2 separate regions of the Homo sapiens genome follow, and region 1 is linked to region 2. A link is a loop called in an ENCODE intact Hi-C map of the cell type or tissue named here. Cell type or tissue: dorsolateral prefrontal cortex. All regions are shown on one strand. Each heading gives the region's core, and the rest is flanking DNA. Links, peaks and the distances in the headings are about the cores only.

The links. Hi-C counts contacts between places; a loop is a spot of excess contacts. Peaks named below come from ENCODE experiments on the same cell type or tissue, not always from the same donor. Only the 100,000 strongest peaks of a DNase experiment are listed, where the experiment ranks them.
Region 1: it touches region 2 in a loop (22-fold over the local background); 5 of 110 quality-filtered maps call a loop at or near these places.

What each region holds. Positions count from the first base shown.
Region 1 is chr12:125,523,620-125,534,409 of GRCh38, reverse strand. All of the region lies in intron 4 of TMEM132B (transmembrane protein 132B), which reads right to left. Among named protein-coding and RNA genes, the nearest start is that of TMEM132B, 340 kb to the right of the region's middle. In dorsolateral prefrontal cortex, for the core only: CTCF peaks have their summits at 5,752 and 5,957; a DNase peak (open chromatin) is centred at 5,909; H3K27ac peaks cover 3,944 bases.
Region 2 is chr12:125,448,502-125,459,291 of GRCh38, reverse strand. The region is part of intron 3 of TMEM132B (transmembrane protein 132B); the gene reads right to left. Among named protein-coding and RNA genes, the nearest start is that of TMEM132B, 270 kb to the right of the region's middle. In dorsolateral prefrontal cortex, for the core only: no CTCF peak of the experiment used is centred there; a DNase peak (open chromatin) is centred at 5,411; H3K4me3 peaks cover 1,455 bases; H3K27ac peaks cover 3,334 bases.

The DNA.
Region 1 (10,790 bases), core at 3,302-8,301, 75 kb before region 2:
GAGTAGCTGGGATTACAGGCATGTGTCACCATGTATGGCCAATTTTTAAATGTTTGTAGAGATAGGAGTCTCACTATGTTTCCCAGGCTGGTCTCAAATTCCTGCGCTCAAGCAGTCCTCCTGCCTCAGCCTCCCAAAGTGTTAGGATTACAGGCGTGAGCCACTGTGCCCAGCCAGCAAGGTGATTTTTAAAAAACCAGTATTCCTTGTAGTGATTAATGGTTTTTTGAAGTTCAGAAACTTCATATTAGATTATTTGTCTTCTCTTAAATGTAAGTAAAAGGAAGGACCTAGCCCTTAATAAAGAAAAAACCCAGCACACAGAATATGCTCCCATTTTCGTGAAGTATGAAGTTCGCCGGCCACTTGCGTGTCCAGCCACAGTCATCTCTCTGCCCATACGTGGACTTTGACTCCATACATGGAACAATAATTTTCCAGTATTACTGCTGGCTCTATCGGGGGTGCTGAGATTCTGATTTTTCCATATATTGTTTAAAAATGTTATAATGAGCATGCATCATCTTAAATAAAAATAATAAAGCCTATTAAGATTTTGGCTGAAGCAGGTTGTCAGGTGCCAGGGGTCACGGGCTGCGCTGAGCGCTGGCTCGGGCTGCAGGAAGGAGCCTTTATTTGCTCACACTCAGGGAAATCGGGAATCCCTGGAAATCGCAGGGCCTGAGGACGCAGCCAGTCAGGCCGGGCAGGGGCTCCAGGAGCCTCCGCCGGGGAGGGGAGGGCGCGCGGCCTGTACAAGCCGGTCTGCGGCGCCATCTAGCGGGTGCGCCAGGACCATCGCCCACGAGGTCCTTCCCCGGAGGAGAGGCGGATGCCAATCAAAATGCCATCGCGACCCCTTGTCAAAGTAAAGCCATTTAGAGAAAGACTTGCTGGGCTCTGCAATCAGCTATGCAAAGGGAAAACAAGCGTTTAGGAACATTCCCTCGCTGTTTGTCTCAGGCGGGGCTGATGTGCAGCTGGAGGGCCCTGGGAAGGGGAGAGGCTGTAATAATTATTTACAAGGTGCATCTATTCCGATTGGCCAGTGGCCACACCACCCTGCTATTAAATATGTTGAATTTCATCACTATCTTAAGTATTTCACCTTCAAACAAAAATAAGAAACAAACTCTTAACATTTATCATACATGTATTATGTGACAAGCAGTGTGCAAATACTGCTTCACTTCATCCTCATGATAACAAGGTTATTCTGGCTTCTGGTAGGAATTATATTACACTTTTTACAGGATAGGTAAGGGGGACTGTGTTGAAGGTCACACAGCTTTAAGCCAGGCTGGAATTGAACGACAGCAGCTTGATTTTCTTAAGCACATGCATCTCACATCTCCCCAGCTGTGGAGAAGGGGCCCTTTCCTGATCAGTACAGAGGCTGGCAAAGTGACTCGCTAGCAAGAACTCTGGTTTACCAAACATAAATATCAGGCTTGCAGCGGGCAACCCAACATCAAAGTGCTCAGAGACAGCCTGCATATTCACAACCCCCAAACTGTGATACATAATCTAGTTCGCTGTCAACAGTGACTTGTTTTTTTAAAAGAAAATTATTGTCTCAGAACACAGGTTCCTAAGGCCGGGTGTGGTGGTTCACGCCTGTAATCCCAGCACTTTGGGAGGCCGAGGGGGGCAGATCACCTGAGGTCAGGAGTTCAAGACCAGCCTGGCCAACATGGTGAAACCCCGTCTCTACTAAAAATACAAAAATTAGCTGGGCATGGTGGCGCACACCTATAATCCCAGCTACTCAAGAGGCTGGGGCAGAAGAATTGCTTGAATTCAGGAGGCGGAGGTTGTGGTGAGCCAAGATCGCACCACTGCACTCCAGCCTGGGCAACAGAGTGAGACTCTGTCTCGAAAAAAAAAAAAATACAGCTTCCTGATTATTTTACTACCTTTAAGGGGTTGTAAAATAGGACCATAAAATCCCTTGCATAATCACTCTCAATTTGGGGATTTGGGGCTCACCCAACAAGCAGGACAATTCCAGGGCAGTATTTTCTGACGGATGTGCTGCATGACAGCCATCCTTGTGAGACAGGTCATAGATATTAATGATATTGACAGAGTCTTTAAAAATTTGTCATGTCTCATCCCTGCCGCTGAAGCCCCTGGAATTCCACTACTTTGTTGCTCTGACTGACAACCACCCATTTCTTTCCCGAACTTGCTTAGCTGGGTCTATTTTTCCCTTTCGCCTTCAGAAATTATACATCAGCAAAGGTTTTCCCAAATAGAGGCAGGTCAACTGAACCAAACATCTTAATGGGCTTTTCCCTTCCTTTCCACTGAGCTGACTCCAGTTCACTCTCCAAGAGCAGTCCCTGTAATATTGTTATGTTTTTAATGTAAGTTAGGAAACGGCATAACAGCTAAATCCAGTTATGGGGCCACTGTGGCAAGGGGTTTACTAAATGGCCTCCCTGGCACTATGTGCTGGAATAACAGTGTGGGTAGTTGGCTTGCAGCGCCAGGAGAGCCACAAGTAGGGTGCCCACTCTGCACCAAGTGCTACGGCGGCATTTACAAAGCACATGGCTTTCAGCTCAGCCGACAAAGACGGTTACTTGTGGCCATTTGTAAAGTGCACCCAGTGGACAGGCATTCTCCTTGACAATTTAAAATTAGTCCTTTCAGCTGTGAGAGGGTAGGATCAATCAGGTGAAATGGTGCGTATATAACTGAGGTTATGGCTGTTTGCAGAACACCTTGCTCATTCTGTTATATTAGAGAACCTAAGAGACAGAAACCTTCAGTCTATTCTAGATACCAACTGCCAAATGTTTTGTGTCTTCCTCAACGGTAATTATACTGACAAACTTGTAGTTTTGTGGGAAGGGGGAGAAACACAGACCTTCCAGGTAGGCTATGACATCAGGGTGACACAAAAATAATTCTCAGGCCAGGCACAGTGGCTCGCTCCTGTAATCCCAGCACTTTGGAAGGCCAAAGTGTGAGAATCACTCGAGCCCAGGAGTTAGAGAACAGCCTGGGCAACATAGTGAGACTTTGTCTCTACAAAAAAATAAATAAAAATCAGCCGGGTGTTGTGGCATATGCCAGTAGCCCCAGCTCCTCAGGAACCTGAAGTGGGAAGATCACTTGAGCCTTGGAGGTTAAGGCTGCAGTGAGCTATGAACATACTGCTGCACTCCAGCCTGAGTGGCAGAGCAAGACTCTGTCTCAAAAACAAAAACAAAAACAAAACAAAAAGAAAAGAAAAAGAAAAAATAAAATAACATTCAAAGACAGTAAAAGTTCTGTCCTGTCCTGATTAGCAGAGTCCAGTCAACACGACTGAGTGTGAGTATTGTGTAGCTGAGTGAATGGCTGGAGATTTAGCAGCCTGGCAGAGTCATCATCTGGAACTCCAGTTCTCACTGCACACGCGAAGGTGCAGTGACTGGGCTGCCCCGGATCTAAGTGGTTAATGGCACTCATGTAGCCCCCCGCCTGCCTCTTATACCTATAGTGAGCTAGTGTCCCCCTAAAATTCATGTTCACTGACAACCTCAGGATGTGACCTCATTTGGAAATAGAATTTTTGCACATCATTAGTTTAAATGAGGTCATACTGGATTAGGGTGAGCCCTCAATGCAAGGACTGGTGTCCTTATAAGGGGAGGACACAGAGACACAGACACACACACACAGCTTATGTGATGACAAAGGGAGAGATGAGGGCAAGGTGGCCACAGGCTAAGGAACGCCTGGAGCCAGCGGAAGCTGGAAGAGGCAGGGAAGACTCCTTCCCTGGAGGCGTCAGAGGGAGCACCTCCCTGCTAACACCTTGATTTCAGACTTCTGGCCTCCAGAGCTGTGAGAAAATAAATTCCTATTGTTTTAAGCCACCTAGTTTGGGGTAATTTGTTACTGCAGCCCTAGAAAACTAATATAGCACCCAAAACAGACATTGTTTACTGATTGGCATCATTTTTCCTGCCTAACATAGCGCTGCAGCAGACGACCATTTGGCACATGATGTAAAACCCACTTCCCACCCCCAAACCAGATGGAGCTTTACAGGATGCATCCTAGTTGGGGGTCGGGGAGTGGAGGAGAGACAGAGAGAAAGAGAGAGAGAGAGGAGAAAAGAAAAGAAATGGAAGCAACCTAAATATTCGTCAATAGGGAAATGGTTTAAAAAAAAAAAAACTATGGAATAACCTACTGCAGAATATAACAGTTTTTAGATAATAATTAAGCTCTATTCATATTAGCACAAAAGGGCTCCAAAGCATGTTGTTGACTGTAAAGAATATTACACTCAACATAATGCCATTTGTTTTAAAATGCAACCACACATAAAGCCGTACCAAGGATTTTCTGCAGCCCCACATACATTTGTTTGGTTTTGTTACAGACAGGGTCTCGCTCTGCGGCCCAGGCTGGAGTGTGGTGGCACAATCACAGCTCACTGCAGCCTTGAACTCCTGCGGCCCCATATATATATGAGAATGTAGATACATAGAAAGATAACGTTCTGGCTAAAAGAAATAAAATGATACACAATCATTCATTTGGGTGAGGCAGCAGGAATTAGTGAGCAGCCAACGGGCACTTATCTGTGATGTTTTAGGAAGATGTATTCAAGCACTGTTTAGATTTTAAAGTTTTACACAAAACAAAAGACGAAAGACAAGACATAGACTGCTCCAGAAGCCTTCAAACCTTTCTAAAATGCCCTCCTACTTATGGCTTCCCAAAGCTGGGACAGACCCCAAGGGCCCATGTGGCACCTGCTGGCCCTTCCTTGGGGTAAAGCACCCCTACTCAGCACTGGAGACTCCACAGACAGAGGCTACCCCCGTCTGAATCCCAGCGACCAGCAAAGTGAGTGAGCACAGGACACACAGAGGTGGGAAGGCAGAGAAAGGCTCTCTTGACAGGAAGGAGAGCTTTGCAAGAGTCAAGTCCCTGTTGGCCTTTGGGGCCACCAGGCAGAATCATTCAAAGAAAATAAAAGGCCTCCTGGGTACTTAATAAGTTTCAGGCCGGGCACAGTGGCTCATGCCTGCAATCCTAACAATTTTGGAGGCTAAAGTGGAAGGATTGCTTGAGCCCAGGAGTTTGAGACCAGCCTGAGCAACATGGTGAGACCTCATCTCTACAAAAAATTAAAAAGTAAAAAGTAAAAACTTAACCAGGCATGGTGGCATGCCTGTGGTCCCAGCTACTTGGGAGGCTAAGGCAGGAGGATCACTTGAGCCTGGGAGACTGAGGCTGCAGTGAGCTGTGATTGTGCCACTGCACTCCAAAATGGGCAACAGAGTGAGGCTTTATCTCAAAAGAAGAAGGAAGAGGAAGGAGGAGAAGGAAGAAGAAACAAGGAGGAAAAAGGAAGAAGGAGGAGGGAGGAAGAAGGAGGGGGAAGAAAGGAGAAGAAGGAAGGAGAAAGGAGGAGGGGGAGGAAGAAAGAAAGAGGGGGGAAGAAAGGAGCAATAATAACAGAAATAAAGTACACAATTAATGTAACACACCTGAATCATCCTGAAACCATCCCCTCATCCTGGTCCATGGAAAAATTGTTTTCCATGAAACCAATCCCTGGTGCCAAAAATGGTTGGAGACTGCTGATATATAGCACATATAACATGCAAAACATGTGTTGATTAACTATGTTGTCAGTAAGGCTTCTAGTCAACAGTAGTCTATTAGTAGTTAAGTTTTCAGTCAGTCAAAAGTTATACTGAGATTTTTGACTGTAGAGGGGTCAGTGCCCCTAATGCCTGCATTGTTCAAAGGTCAACTGTTTATGTTTCTTGCATTCATCAGTCCCCTCCCCTAGCATGACAGCATGAGAGTTGAGGCCTTGTCTGCCTAATTCATCGCCATTCACCAGAACAGTGCTCGGCACAGAAGAGGCATACAAACGCTGTCTGGAATAAAGAAGTATTTGTGTCCAGGCCTTGTTGTAAGGTTTCAGGCCAATACGACTAAAAAGGAATCTGATGATCTCTCATTGTAGCCTGTGCTGAGCCCATGTGCCCAGTTGCCTAGAAACTCACAAGTGTGCTCATTTTTTTATTCCAATCTTTTTGAAAGATAATGTGGTTTTTATCTGCATGTGCAGAGCCAGGCTTTTTAGTTTTAAGAACAGTCGTTGAAGGGTGGACTGCAGCCCTCAACACCAAGCCACCCACGGAAATAAAGCTCTAAGCTCAAAGCTCAGTAATTGGGCAGAAAACCTAAAGAAGGGACACCATTGAAGGAAAAAGGCAAATTTGTGCCTTCAGAGGAAAAAAAAAAAGAAATAGACACATTTGTTAGCATTTCTTAGCCACGGAGAGGGGGCAAAAAGACGATACAGATGTAGAAGATAATGCAGAAAGCACCACTGTCACCCTGGGTGGCAGCATCCCTCTCCTTAGACCACCCTTTTCAAGAAGCGGTTTTTGAAGCTTTTGACCATCTGTGCTGCTCTGCTAGAAATGGAAATCTTAGACATAAATGGTTTCCAAGGCCTAATAGTTTCAACTTCAAAACTTTCATCCATTCCATTTTCTCTCTTTTCATTCACTAAAAAATTATGAATCCAGCACATAGTGATGCTAAGTAAATGTTTGCTATTCACCGTTTGGGTGGCTGGGTTGGATGGGTGGATGGAAAAGTAGATGCGTAGATGGAAGGTGGATTGGTGGATGGAAGGGTGAATGGGTGGATGGAAGGGTGGATGGGTGGATGGAAGGGTGGCTGGGTGGTTGGAAGGGTGAATGGGTAAATGGAAGGGTAAATGGGTGGATGGGTGGATGGAAGGGTGGATGGGTAGATGGAAGGGTGGATGGGTGGATAGAAGGGTAAACGGGTGGATGGAAGGGTGGATGGGTGGATGGAAGGGTGGATGGGTGGTTGGAAGGGTGGATGGGTGCATGGAAAGGTAAATGGGTGGATGGGTGGTTGGAAGGGTGGATGGGTGGATGGAAGGGTGGATGGGTGGATGGAAGGGTAAATAGGTGGATGGAAGGGTGAATGGGTGGATGGAAGGCTGGATGGGTGGATGGGTGGATGGAAGAGTGGAGGGTGGATGGAAGGGTGGATGGGTGGATGGAAGGGTGGATGGGTGGATGGGTGGATGGAAGAGTGGAGGGTGGATGGAAGGGTGGATGGGTGGATAGAAGGGTAAACGGGTGGATGGAAGGGTGGATGGGTGGATGGAAGGGTGGATGGGTGGATGGATGGATGGAAGGGTGGATGGGTGGATGGATGGATGGAAGGGTGGATGGGTGGATGGGTGGATGGGTGGATAGAAGGGTAAATGGGTGGATGGAAGTGTGGATGGGTGGATGGAAGGGTGGATGGGTGGATGGGTGGATAGAAGGGTAAATGGGTGGATGGAAGGGTGGATGGGTGGATGGAAGGGTGGATGGGTGGATGGAAGGGTAAATGATTGGATAGAAGGGTGGATGGGTGGTTGGAAGGGTAAATGGGTGGATAGAAGGGTGGTGGATGGGTGGATGGAAGGGTAAATGGGTGGATGGAAGGGTGGATGGGTAGATGGAAGGGTAGATGGGTGGTTGGATGGGTGGATGGCTGGATGAATGGAAGGAAGGAAGAATGAATGAGTGAGCACCTCCCCACAGCCGCCTCCCTCTGCCAGCCTGCCTGCTTGGCTACTACCTCAGCCCCCACCCTGGTGTCCATGACTGGGTCTCTCCCACTTCCTATCAGGCATTCTCCCAAAAGCTGTGTGTTTATCTTCATGAAGTAGAGGCTGACTTGCTACCCAAAATGTCAACAGCAACCAACACAATCCAGGATCACACACCTGTGGCAGCAAAGTCCTAAATCATAAGTCTGGGGTTGAATCCCAGGACAGCAGCACCTTCTCAGAGGGCACCAGGGGCACTGCGTGGGCAATTCCATGAGTGCAGATGCTTCAACTGCCCAGTCCATGGCTGTCACAGGTAAGATTACAAGGCCAGACCCTCATTCCCCCAGCATCTGTGTATGCCACCCAGTTTTAACCAATGGGAAGGAAGGTGCCACGGCCAACTGGGGCCTGTAGGAATAAGTCTCCTCTCCAGGGAGAAATGAGGGATGGCACAGTGGATGGCATCCCTGCCCCTTCCTTCCTGATAGTGACAACCCCTGTGCGAGGAGCCCAGCAGGCCTAGGAAGGTGATGGGAGGCTAAGAAGAGCCTTCAGTTGAAACCCTCCAAGCTGCAGCTAAGAGCTAGCCAGAGGGGATTTACAGTGGGCAGTTTTACTGTGTCACAAGGCAGGAGGCCCAGAGGAGGGAGGCTGGTAACGGGGTAGCTGGGCAGCCTGTGACACTGGCGAGGACACAGCCTCCCACCCTGTCTCTGCTCTGCCATCCCAGAGTGTGTGCAGCTCCTCTCACAGTGACACCTCCCACTCCTTACACAGTCACGCTCAGGGACAGAAAGCAGGAATAGCCCTGTGCTTCAATCCTTTTTAACGACAAGTTATTATTTCTCCAGACCCCTCACCCAACTAGGCAACTTCCCCCAGGGTGCAATAATCACAAGGGAAGGGGATGAACAAATCGTGATGGTTTAGGCCAATCCAGATGCCACCCTGGGACTGTGGAGGGGTCCAACCTTACCCAGTGGACCAAAGGATGTGGCCACTCAGTGGGCAAAGATCATAACCGAGGCCCTTTTAGCAAGAAAGCTGGGAAGGAAGCAGGAGGCAGGAGTGGCCGTTGGCTAAGAGAACACCACTGGCCACCACCCCACCTGCAGAGTATACCACAGGTCCTTCTTCTTCTGTCCAGCTACAACAAAATACCTGAGATTGGGTCATTTATAAAGAACAGAAATTTACTTCCTCACAGTTCTGGATGCTGGAAGGCCAAGACAGAGACCCTAGCAAGGTCAGTGTCTGCTGAAGATCTGGTCTCTTTGCTTCCAAGATGGTGCCTTGTTGCTGCGTCTTCCAGGGAGGACGAAACACCATGTCCTCGCATGGCGGAAGGGACAGGCACAGGGGCCTAAGCCAGCTTCCTCCAACCCTTTTATAAGGAAGCCATCCATTTGTGAGGGCAGAGCCCTCATGGCTAATCACTTTCCAAAAGGCCTCACCTGGTAACACCACCACAAGGGGGATTGAGTTTCCTCGTGAATTTTGGAGAGGACACATTCAAACCACAACATACAGAACTGCAATGAATACTTGTGGATTCATACATTCTTTGTGATCCGTAATAAATGATCCAAACCAATGAATAAAGGGTAACTCCAGAACAAAGATCAGACATCCTAGCCTAGTATGCAAGCCTACTAGAGTGTTCTGCTGCCCCCTTCTCTGTTCCCCTTATCACCTCCCCTCAGCCCAAACACCAGCCCCACCAAGCCACCTGCAGCCCTCTAAGCGCCCATGCTCTTGCTCCTACTCATTACACACATCATTCCATCTGCCTAGAACACCTTCCTTCTTTCCACTTGGCTAATGTCCATTCACCTTCAAGAATGAGATAGCACATTCCTTCCTCCCCTTTCTTCCCTGACCCTCTCAAACAGTAGGAGCTCTCCATGAGCTCCCAGACCCTCTGTGATTCTGTCTCTCTCTCTTCACCCATATTGTGCCCACCCTAAACCCTTTGGCTGTGTCTGACTCAGCAAATCAGCCTCCTTTCCTCCTCCTTTTCTCCAAGAGGAGAACCTACCATCATCCATCCTGAGGTTGAACTTCTGTTTTACCTTCTCCCAAAGTTTGACAACTACACCTATAGATGGCTAGATAACACAATGACAATGATGAAAATTATAACAGCTCAACATTATTGAGTGCATGCAGTATGCCAGGCCAATGGGCAAACACTTTACCTTAGTATATCATTTAATCCTCACAAAACTATCAGGCAGGGAATGTGATTTTTACAGTTTACAGATAAATAATTGGAGCTTCAGAAAGATTGAGTGACTTGCCCAATATCATGAAGCTAGTAACTGGAGTTCAAATTTCAAACTAGGCAGGTTGACCCAATAGCCCTCACTCTTGACCAAAATATCTCACTGCCACCTACCTCGAAGGTAATCATAATTGAAATTTTCCCAGGCAAATCAATAGGATAACGAAACTGGCTGGATAGAGAGGATTGTTAATCCCACACGCCAGCTGAATCTGATCCAGTGCCCTATCTGGGACATTTTCCCTTTACATACATGACTTTTATATTTGCTTTGATAGTTTAAGCATGTTCATATTTTTTATGGCTCAGTTTATCCATCTGACACCACTGTGAAGTAGACAGAAGAGGTACTCTTGCTTGTAAACTCACACATGAGCTACTAAAGCAAAGGGAGGTTAGGTGACCAGCCTGAGGCTACGTGGAGAATGAGAGGCCAGCTGGGCTTTGACTTCGGGTCTCCTCCTCCCAGTCCCAGGATTAGAGGACAGTGATGTGAAATTGTGACCAGAGCCCACCCAGCCCCTGTCCTGTGGCTGTCCACATCCCCCCTGGGGATGAGGATGCCTGTGAAAACTAAGAGACTCATGTTCCTTGGTGCTCTGGAAGCTCTGCTCTGGGGTCCTCTGGAAGAGCCAAGCACAATGAAAGTGCATCCCCGATGAGGAGAGAGTAGTATCCCTAGGATCTTGGAGCTGTCAGAGGTGCTAGAGTGACATGGAGGCCAAGAGAGCTCCCAAGGCAGCAGCCTGGGAGGCATTAAGCTGTAAGCTGGTGCAGGCAGCAGCCTGGGGCTACAACACAATGACAGAGCAGATCATGCGAGAAGAGATGGAGAGCCCTGAGCACCCAGTTTGAGGAAGCTCCAACTAGAGAGAGCTGGAATCCTGCATAAGC
Region 2 (10,790 bases), core at 3,368-8,367:
CCTGGGACCTCCAGAGTGACTTGAGCCAAGGACATGCTGGCGGTTCCCCACACGTAGAAGAGGGTCCCACTATTTGAAAGGTGAGGCAGCCTGCCCAGCTGCCCCAGTTTCAGCCCCTCCTCGTGTTCAAACCACACAGGCATGGACACATGAGAAACAGCAATTAGCAGGGAGCCTCAGGGGCCTCGTTGGCTCCACTCAGGCATAAGATGGACGGGGGTGCTCTGAAAGGGGCTTTGCTGTGGACAAATGGTGATGTCACCCGAAGATGCTAATTGCACATGGGGGGACCACAGGGAATCTGAGCTCCATGACCACACACCTATTTTGTCTCTCCCTGATGGACTTGGACAGGGCAGATAACATTCATGATTCCACACTGCCACATCTGTGCTGTCAGGAGTGTCATAGCATGGAACTAAAATAAAGACAGCCAGGTCAAGTGATGACAGGACTCATTCTCCTGTTGTGGTGCCTTTTGTGTACAGGACCCCAACATCTACTCTCATTTGTCCTCAGATGCTGAGTGTCCACGTGAGTCACCCTGACAACACCACCCAGTGTGACAGCAGTGCAGGCGGGAACATCTCCATTGGCTTCCCAGCCCTGGCCATTCTCAGAGGCAGGGGACACGGACGCTGGCCGCATGGATGTGAGTCTCATTTCCAGGGGTCCTGAGCCAGCTCCATGTGTGATCTGATCTCCACCTGGCTGCTCTCAACATAACCATCCCCCAGCCCTGAGGGAGCTCTGAGAATTGTGCAGCCCTCAGCTCCCCAGGACCTGCAAGGCCCCACTGAAACCAAATGACCCCTGCTGGTCGCCTGGGGTCCCAGCCTGGTTTGTTTCCTTCTCTCTAGAATCACAGACCTGTGCTGCCTGCTTAGTGTCTGAAAACTGCTGTTTCCTGGTTTCTATTCAAGCTCCAAGTTGTTTATGGCAGAGGTAGGGGACCAGTCTGGCCAATTACTCTGTCATGGACACAAGCTCCTGAGCTGCACTTTATAATAAACGCACATGACTAGGACTTGTGTCCCAGGCTCCATCCCTTGTCCTTGGACAAGGGCCTTGTCCAAGGCCCTTGTTTTTGGCCTCAGGGACGCCACTGCCTCCCACTCAGCTCCATCCCCCACACAGATTCTGTCCCTGAGTCCTGCTGGTTCTAGCCAGACCTGTCTCTGGAATCTGCCTTCTCCTCCCACTCGTCACACCTTACTCACCTTGCCTCATGACCACCCTCTGCCTCCTTCTTCAAACCTCTCCAGGGATCACCTGAGACGTACACCCCATCCTGATACAGCTCTGTTTAATCCTTACCCCACATTGTGACCACAGCAGGCCTTGCTTTCCATTAGGAAGACACTTGGGTCACCTCATCTCCACCTGCCTGTCCAGACCCAGCTCCTGCTGCTCCCATCACACTCACCTGGACATGTACACCTGTGGCCTTCTGCATCATGTTCACCTAGACGGGTACACCTGTGGCCTTTGCATCATGCTCACCTGAATGTGCACACCCACAGGCCTATGCTTCATGCTCAGCTAGACAAGCACACCATTGTCTCCTCTGCCCCAGGATGCTCTCCTTCCAGCCCTTCCCTTGCAGAGCCCCAGGCAGCTTCACCGTCACCTGTAGGATCCTGTCACCAGCCAAATCAACTATTCCCCTGCCCCAGCCTCCCAGTGGGATGTGTATAGTGGCCTCTCCCCTCAGAGTTGTAAACACATGGAGAACAGGAATTGCATTTTATTTTGTCTGTTTCCCTAGAGGCCCCTGCAAGGGTCCCATCCAAACTCAACGCTCACATTCTGGCTGACGTTAATTATGCCCAGATGAGCTGTAAGAGCTGGCCGTGATTAATAAAGAGATCAAGGAACCCCAGAATGCAGATCCCAATTCCAACTCTGAGCACAGGAGACCGATTCACCCTCCACCCCAATTAGGAGCTAAAATGGTGGAATTAAATTGGCAAACATGAGTTGGAAAGAAAATCCTCAAACTAAGCAAAATCAGGAGAAAAAAAGACAGTCTTAGGGGAGAAACTAGGAATCCCTGCGAAGGAGGTGGAGAGAAGGAAAGAGCTGAGACACGTTTCCTGGGTCACTCCCTGTCCATCAGCTTCCTGTCACTTGCTGTACATGCAGCTTTATCATCAGAGCGAGTGAATAAACAGCCCCCCTGAGCCACAGAATGAGCCTGAGCTTTCGAAGGGCAGGTGGGCAGGTTGCAGGCAGCAGAGCCCACTCAGGAGCATCTCCAGCCAGACCTGCCTGCAGCAGGGAGGGGAGGACCTCGGGATTTGGGCAGCATGTGTGTCTCCAGGGCTGGGAAAGAGAAGATCACAAAGGAAATGGGACAGGAGAGCTCCAGAGAGGGGTTCCCAGCCAAAAGAGAATGGGGATTTTTCATAAAAAATAGAAAACATACATTTTGCTACAGAAAAACAAATAAAATTCACAAAGTTCAGATGTAAGGTTTGGGGGTCCACAGGTCTTTCTGAAGCCCCTGCCATGTGCCAGCCTCTGAGGACACAGAGACAAACAAGACACAGTCTTTGCCTCCAGGGAGCACAGAGAGACTGCAGTGGGGAGGCCTGGGAATAAGCAGAACCTGATGCAGCCTGGTGAGTGGCCAGGTAGGAACAGCCCAGGTCTCAGAAGGAACCTGTAAGAGAGTAACGAGGCAGATTTAAAGCAACAAAAACCCTGCACCTCCCTCTTCCCTTTAGGGCTGAAGGCTCCTCAGCAGGCAAAGCCCCACAGAGGGTGGAGGCAGGATGAGCCCCCTAGATCCCGGCTCCCAGAAGCAGGGCCCCGACAGTGAGTGCCCTGGCAGCCTCTTGAATCCTTCATGCAAGGAGGCGTTTTTAGACTGTTTCCTGGGACCTGTTTTGGAAGCTTTGGGAAAATGCACAGTTATCAGCACACAGCTGGTGATCAATAAATGCAGGTTTAACTGTAATGGTCTGGGGATTCGTCCTGGCCATCTTCCCAGGAAAGCTGCTTCCTTTATAAAACCAGAAGCACAGTTGGCTCCTTTTCACCTTGTGTCAGTCAAATAGGCTCGGGGGTGCTGTGGTAGCAAACGCAATATTTGGGTGGCTTTAAAAATAAAACCTTATTTCTCATGGATATGCTGATACATGTCCAGCGGGAATTGGATGGGTGCTCCACTCTAAGGGTCACAAACTGCAGCCCATGGGCCAAATTCGGCCTGCCACTTGTTTTTGTAACTAAAATGTTATTAAACACAGCCACGCTCATTCATTTACTGCTTCTGTGCCATAACAGTGGAACGTAGTAGTTGCAACAGAGCATGGCTTCCAAAGCCAGAAATATTTACTATCTGGCCCTTTACAGAAAAAGTGCACCAGTCCCTGGTCTACTCCACATCTCTTTACTCCAGAATCACCCTGAGGTAGAGATCTGGAAAGTTCCACAACAGTAAGTAAACGCTGTGGCATAAAAGCAGCAAATGCAACAACTTCCACTTACAACTCCCTGGCCAGAAATCATCACATGGCTCCACCCAACCACAAGGGGGCTGGAGCCGTGATCAAATCATTAGTGAAACATACAAGTGATTACACATACCTTCAGATTACTTAAAAAAAAAAAAAAATCCAACCCTTGAAGATAATCCATCCCTGGACAACGACGTGTAGAAATGATCTGGTCCAACAACCTTTTCAGGGAACTCAGAAAATAGTAAAGAAAGAATAAAGACACTGCCCCCACCAAAATCACACAAATCACACACAGTTCCTTTCTCTTACTAGTATTTCTTCTTATTTAAACCTCCCGTCACCAACATCTCCTTGCAAATTTCTCTCGAGCTCTTTAGGAAAGTCCTCTGTGCCTTCCTGGGCTGGGCAGAATTTCAAATCTGATTTACTTTAATCACTAAGCACAGGCTGTGATTCCCACAAATGTCCCCAAATGCCAGGCTTTATCCTCATCAGCACTTTGTTCTTGCCTCGAACTAAGCCCCTCGGTTCCCAAGATAGCATTCACCACTAGTACTTTACGGTTTCCTGCATTCTTCTCCTTCCCTCTCCTCTCTCTCCCCCTAGTCGGGTCTTTATTCTTACTCCTTCCACCTTTCATTTCCTCCACCCCATTGTTCCCCCTCCTGAAATGTGCAGTTGCCTCTCCTCCACTCCAGACTCCCCTCCCTTACCCCCCAATTAGGAATCACTCCAGAATTCCCTTGAATCGTCAATGGTTGTTTGTTGCACTCTAGTAAACTCAAACTGCGTATTTCTTCTTTTAAGACATAGAGCACCTTCTGTTCAGATTGCTTGAGGGCCTTGGATGGTGAGGTGTATTTTAAGTTTTTAATGAGTCCAATTCAGTGCAGGAATTTTAAGTTCTACATTTAAAGTTCTCTTATTAGCTTCTCAGGGACCAAAAAAGTATCAGTGCATAGCACTTAAAATTTCACTTCTTAACCTAGAGATAGTTCACAGTTTCTATCATGATTGAAAATAAACATCAAGCGAGGCATCATATCCACTTGTTAAAGAGAAAAACAGCCAATGAACTAGGAAAGTCCTCAGATGCAAAGCAAACAAATGGAGAAACCTAACAGGATCATCCAGAATGGAATGGTTTCTATCTTCCTAAAACTATATTTATAAATCCTTTCCTAAGAGATAAATAAGCAGATTTCTGGATGACAGAAATGTTTTCTCTTTTGAGCGCTAAGCAAGATGTTTGCTATCACAGCTCTGTCTTTGCAAATGCCTATATGAAGACCTTAAATTACTGAAGAGGCCAAGCTATCTGCTAGCACTTGGTTTCATTACAGAGGGGGTGTTCATTCTCATCACCTTCATATGCAGAGAAATGCTAGGAATTGCCAGAAATGTCACACACACACACACACACACACACACAAACACACACACACACACGGCTGGCTGTAGGCAGGCACTTCCTTTTGCCATCTTTCTGCGTAACTGTTGCCATGTATAGGTTCACAATGGAAAACTGAGCCAGGGAGAAAAGGTGGAATAAATTCAAAGCCAGTGTCCTTATTTTGGTTATTATTTTATTTTAGATGCCAGACTGAAGCCAGGCTACAGTGCTTTTTCACTGTAAAGTTGTCATAATGATAACTTTGCTGCCTCTTTCTGAAAACAGAAACGTGGCATTCATCACAGGGCATCATCTACATAGGTGGGTCTAAGCCAGAGCCCAGAAATCTCTGTTAAAACGGGCCCTACTTGAAAGCTCCATTCAGCTCTCCAGAGCCATGTGCAGAAGCAAAACAATAGTAAATTCAGCAAGGACAAGAGATGTCTTCTGTTGAGTCTGGCCCTGTTCCTAGGATAGGGGATTAGGACAAGCTGCCCAAACAGTAATTAACAAGGCAGGACAATCCAAAAAGGCACCGTGATTGGCTGTGGCATGGTGACAAGCAGAGTCGGTACACACCAGGCTGAGCATCCTGCATGCTCTGGGGTTTGGTGACAGGCATCTGCCCCTACAAAATGGCAGGGTTTAATAAGCTAATGTGTGTTTGGAAATCTCCAAGAGAGGAATAGGAATAGAAAATGCACTATGAAGCAGCTCTCACACTGACTGGATCACCTATCCTTTACACTGGTGTTTCATGGAGCATCTCTAAACAGACTAACCTACTGTAATTGGCATTTAGGAAATAACTATGCTAAAGAAGGTTTTCAGTGATTTTTTTGCACTTGGTTTTCAATGTATAATTTACTTTCAAGTCAAAGGCCTTAGGCAATACTGATACAAATCTTTTCAATGATTACATTTCATCATGATAATATTATAAATGTATGAGACCTAGAAGAGAATTTAATAATTGTACATTAATGCTCTTGCTTTGAGGTCGACAAAAGTAAGGCCCAAAGAGACAAAATGTTTGTGCATGGACAGACACACTGCGATCCATTTTCCTCTGATACTTGGCCCAGCATCCGTCACCATTCCATGCTGACACTTCTTATCATCATTTTTCTCATTAGAGAAAAAAACTAGAAGGAAAAAGAAGAGATATGATGGAAAAAGGCAACTCCTTTTGCAGTCTACAAAAAGGTCACCAAATGCTCTCATTTAAAATTCATATTATAAAATTTGAAAGTCAAATACAAGGAATGAAAGCCCACAGAATGTGAGTGAATTAAAAAAATTTAAGTGTTGGATTATGTGTGTGTGTGTGTGTGTGTGTGTGTGTGTGTGTGTGTTTTACTGAAATGCAAAAAACAAACAGGATTATTTTTAAATTATAGGAGACAAGCCTTGAGATTTTAGTGTAAGAGATAAAGTGCAAAGCCACAGAATATAAGATTGATAATTAAACTACCGCAATACTTACAACGTAAGGCAAAAGACTCCATGAAAATGTGAAGGGAAGTGACAAACTAAAGATAATATTTGATACATAAATTTAAAAGAATGAATATCCAAAATATGTAATGAATACATATAAATCAATAATGAAAAATCAGCTAGTGGGCAAATGACACGAAAAGAGATTTCACAGAAAAGGAAATACAAATGGCCAATAAACATATGAAAAGATGTTCAATGTTGTTGTCAGTCACCAAAATGAAAATTAGACCAATAAGGGGATATTTTTGTCACTCATCACATTGGCTACATTTCAAAGATTATATAATGTCAAGCACTGAGGAGGCTGTGGAAAAATGAGAACTCCTATGCATCACTGGTAGAGTATATACTACTACTGTCATTTTGGAAAACTGTGGCTGCTCCACTACCATTTAAAATGTTCAATAGCTATAACCTAGCATTTCCATTTCCTGATAGCTAGAAAAGTACTTTTACATGTACACAGGGAGACACATGCAAGTATGATTAACCCATCATTATTAGAAACAGTACAAATTTGGAAAAAACTAAATGTCTGTCAATGCAAGAATGGCTAAGTAAACCATGATATAGCCCTATTATCAAATACTTTATAGAAGTTAAAAGAATCAAGTTGGGAGACTTTTGCTTTCAGTAATGGCAGTCTCAGTGACCCCAAGAAATTCTCCTGCTGGGGACAACAAGAGAAACTAGTCAAAATATAAATATGACTTACAGCAGACATCAAAAAAAATTTTAAAGGTAAAAAATTACACAGCTGGAATCCAGGGGATGAGATAGGTGCATGAAGATGAGCCCAGAACTGGGGGCCTCTTTTCTTCTGTGGGCATTTGCTAATACCAGACGGGGGTCAGCTAAGAGGCTAAGAACTTTCGACAACCTCACAAACCTAAAACAGACACCAGAATCCAGAGCCCACAAAGTGGAAGAAGCCTCACAAATCTTTCAACATCCTTCCCCCAACACACTTTAATTTGTTTGGGAACCCCAAAGAACCACACCATGGGAATAAGAGTGAATCAGACATGGACAGTCAGTCCCTGAACATGAATTAAAGTGATCTGAGTTTTTTCCTGATATCCTGGAATGCTAGTGCCTCTGGGCACATGCAAAAGTAAACTAACTATTCATGCTATTCATAAATTCTCTCTGGAGAAAAGTGCCTTCATCTAAGGACTCAAATTAATTATTTCCACAAACATTTCTGAAAACACGATGTCTGACACATAATGAAAAATACCTACACACATGAGGAGACGAGGTAACTGCCAAAGCATGAATAGTAAAAAAAAAAAAAACAGTAGACCACAGAACTGGACCCACAGGGGAATGTAATACTGGAGCTCTCAGGCATAATCTTAATGTTTTAACATCTTATTTAGAAATAACTTCAAACTTACAAAAAAGTTGCAAGAATATTACCAAGAATACCCAGATTCATTTATTGTCAATATTTTATGCTATTTATCATTTTCATTGTTGTTTTCTTATTCTTGTGCATCTACATGCACTCACTCTCTTCATTCTCTGTCTCTCTCTCTCCCCCAATATATACATACGTATGTATACACTTTTTGTACTTTTTCTGAACCATCTAGAAGTAATTTACTTATGCCATGGCCACTTACCCCTAAATACTTCGGTGTGCATTCCCTAAGAATAGGAATATTCTAGAACAGAACCATAGTACAGTCATCAATTTCAGTAAATTTAACATTTATACAATACTTATATCTAATTAACTGCTTATATTCCAGTTTTATCAATTGACCTAATAATGTCCTTTATAGCAATTTTTTCCCCAGGACAGGATCTCATGTGGTGTCTGTTATTGCATATCCCTTTAGTCTCCTTTAATTTGGAACACTTCTACAGTCTGTCTTTGTTTTTTAAGACATTGACACTTTTGAAGAGTACAACATACACACACACACACATACACACCCTCACTGCCTTTTAAAAAATAGATCTCTCCTGATTTGGGGTTTGTCTAATGTTTCCTCATGATTCAATCCAGTTAAATCACACATTGCTAGCTGGAATACTTACATAAGTGATGTTGTGTCCTTGTCAGAGAATCAAACCTGGGGGCAATGGGTGTCCATGTGCCCCTCATTGGTGATATTAATTTCAGCTACATAGTCAAGGTATTGCTCAGTTTCACCAACGTAAAATTACTATTTTTTCCCCTTATAATTAATAAGCGATCTGTTAGGAGACATTTTGAGACCATGTAAATAATGTGCCAATCATCAAAATTTTCCACTAGATTAGCATCTGCCAATAACTTGTGCCTGACACAATCTTTATTTATGCTGATGTTAAAATTCTGGGGTTTTTTCAATGCCAGCATTCCCTCCATATTTAATTGGGCCTCAGTATCTTACTGTACACAAGAGAAAGCCAAAAAGTCACTCTCCTATCACGATTTATTTATGTGCTTATTTATTTTTGTTTTATTATCTACACGGGTTTGTGAATTCCTATATTTTCAATAGTTTAGATTCATTACTGTGCCTATTTTGGTGCTCAAATTCTTCCATATTTAACCAGTGGAAACCTCTTCAAACTTTGTTCTATGTAATTAAGACATGCCATCATCATTTTTTTTATCTTCCTAATTTTTTGGCATAACTAACAAGACACAACAGGTTCACCTTGTATCTACTCTGACCAGAACTGAAGTCAGCCATTTCTCCAAGGTATCACTTCTTCTCTACTTTTAAAAGGGAAGAATACAAAAGAATATAAAATGGTAAAATTTGACTGCAAGTTATCCTCATAGCTACTGAAATGCAATTGATTCTTAGCCCTTCTACTGAACAGAGCTAAAAATATACATGTACATATAACATGTACAAATCCACATACACATACAGTTAAACATACATGCATACCCATATATACAGGTACAAATGTGAATACACAGTTTTGAAATCATAAGTCATACCACTACCTCCAGTTACAATTCAATGCCACAAGACTCTTTCTACATTTAATATTCAAATGTCATTTCTTTGGTTGGCTCCCAACTACACTAAAATGTTGACTCATTTGCTTACTCTTGAAAACTTCTAAAATTATTTCAGAATTGTTACACCCCTACCAATGCATAAAACATATTTACTTACAAGGACACCAGGATTTTTGAATTAAGGCCCACTCTAACCTACTGATACTTTAATCTTTGACTTCTAGTGCCTGGAACTGTGAGAAGTAAATTTCTATTGTTTAAGCAAAAAAAAAACCCCACAATTTGATACACTTCCATGTCATACCATACTCCCCAAGATACTAGAGAAAGATGAGCAAATTAAACAGAAAGGAGAAAACCATAAAGATAAAAGTAAAATCAATGAAATGGAAAATAGACAATAGAGAAAAGCAATAAAATGAAAAACTAATTCTTGGGAAACATTAAAAAAATTGATAAATCTCCAGCCAGACTAGTCAAGAATAAAACAGAAAATAGAAAAGTTATGAATATCAGGAATAAAATAGTATTACAGATCCTGCAAACATTAAAAGGGCAATAAGAGAATGTTATAAGCAATTTCATGCAAATAAATTAATTCAGCAAATTCCTTGAAAGACAAATACCAAAGCTCACACCAGACAAAATAGATAAACTGACCAGATATTTCCTCAAAGATATATGAATGGGCCAGGCGCGGTGGCTCACGCCTGTAATCCCAGCACTTTGGGAGGCCGAGGCAGGCAGATCACCAGGTCAGGGGATCAAGACCATCCTGGCTAACACAGTGAAACCCCATCTCAACTAAAAATACAAAAAATTTAGCCGGGCATGATGGTGGGCGCCTGTAGTCCCAGCTACTCAGGAGGCTGAGGCAGAAGAATGGTGTGAGCCCAGGAGGCAGAGCTTGCAGTGAGCCGAGACTGCGCCACTGCACTCCAGCCTGGGGCACAAAGCGAGACTCCATCTCAAAAAAAAAAAAAAAAAAAAGATATATGAATGCCAAATAAGCACAATAAAAGATGCTCAAAATTTTAGTTATTATGGAAATGTAAATAAAATCACAGTAAGATACCCCTATATACTTACTAGGATGGCTAAAATTGAAGACTGACAATATCAAATGTTGACAAGAATGAGGAGCAACTGAAACTCTCATACATTACTGTAGGAAGCATAAAATCATACAATCACTTTGAAAAACAATTTGGGAGTTTCTTATAAAATTAAATATATACTTACCATATGACTCAGAATTCCCATTCCTGAGTATTTACCCAAATATTTGTATGTGAATGTTCATAGCAGCCTTATTCATAATAGCTTGCAACTGGAAACAAACTAAATGTCAATGAACAGGTGAATAGACAATAAATTATATCTATACAATGGAATACTACTGGGATGGGGAAGTTGAATACTGATATACACAGCATCATGGATAAACCTTAAA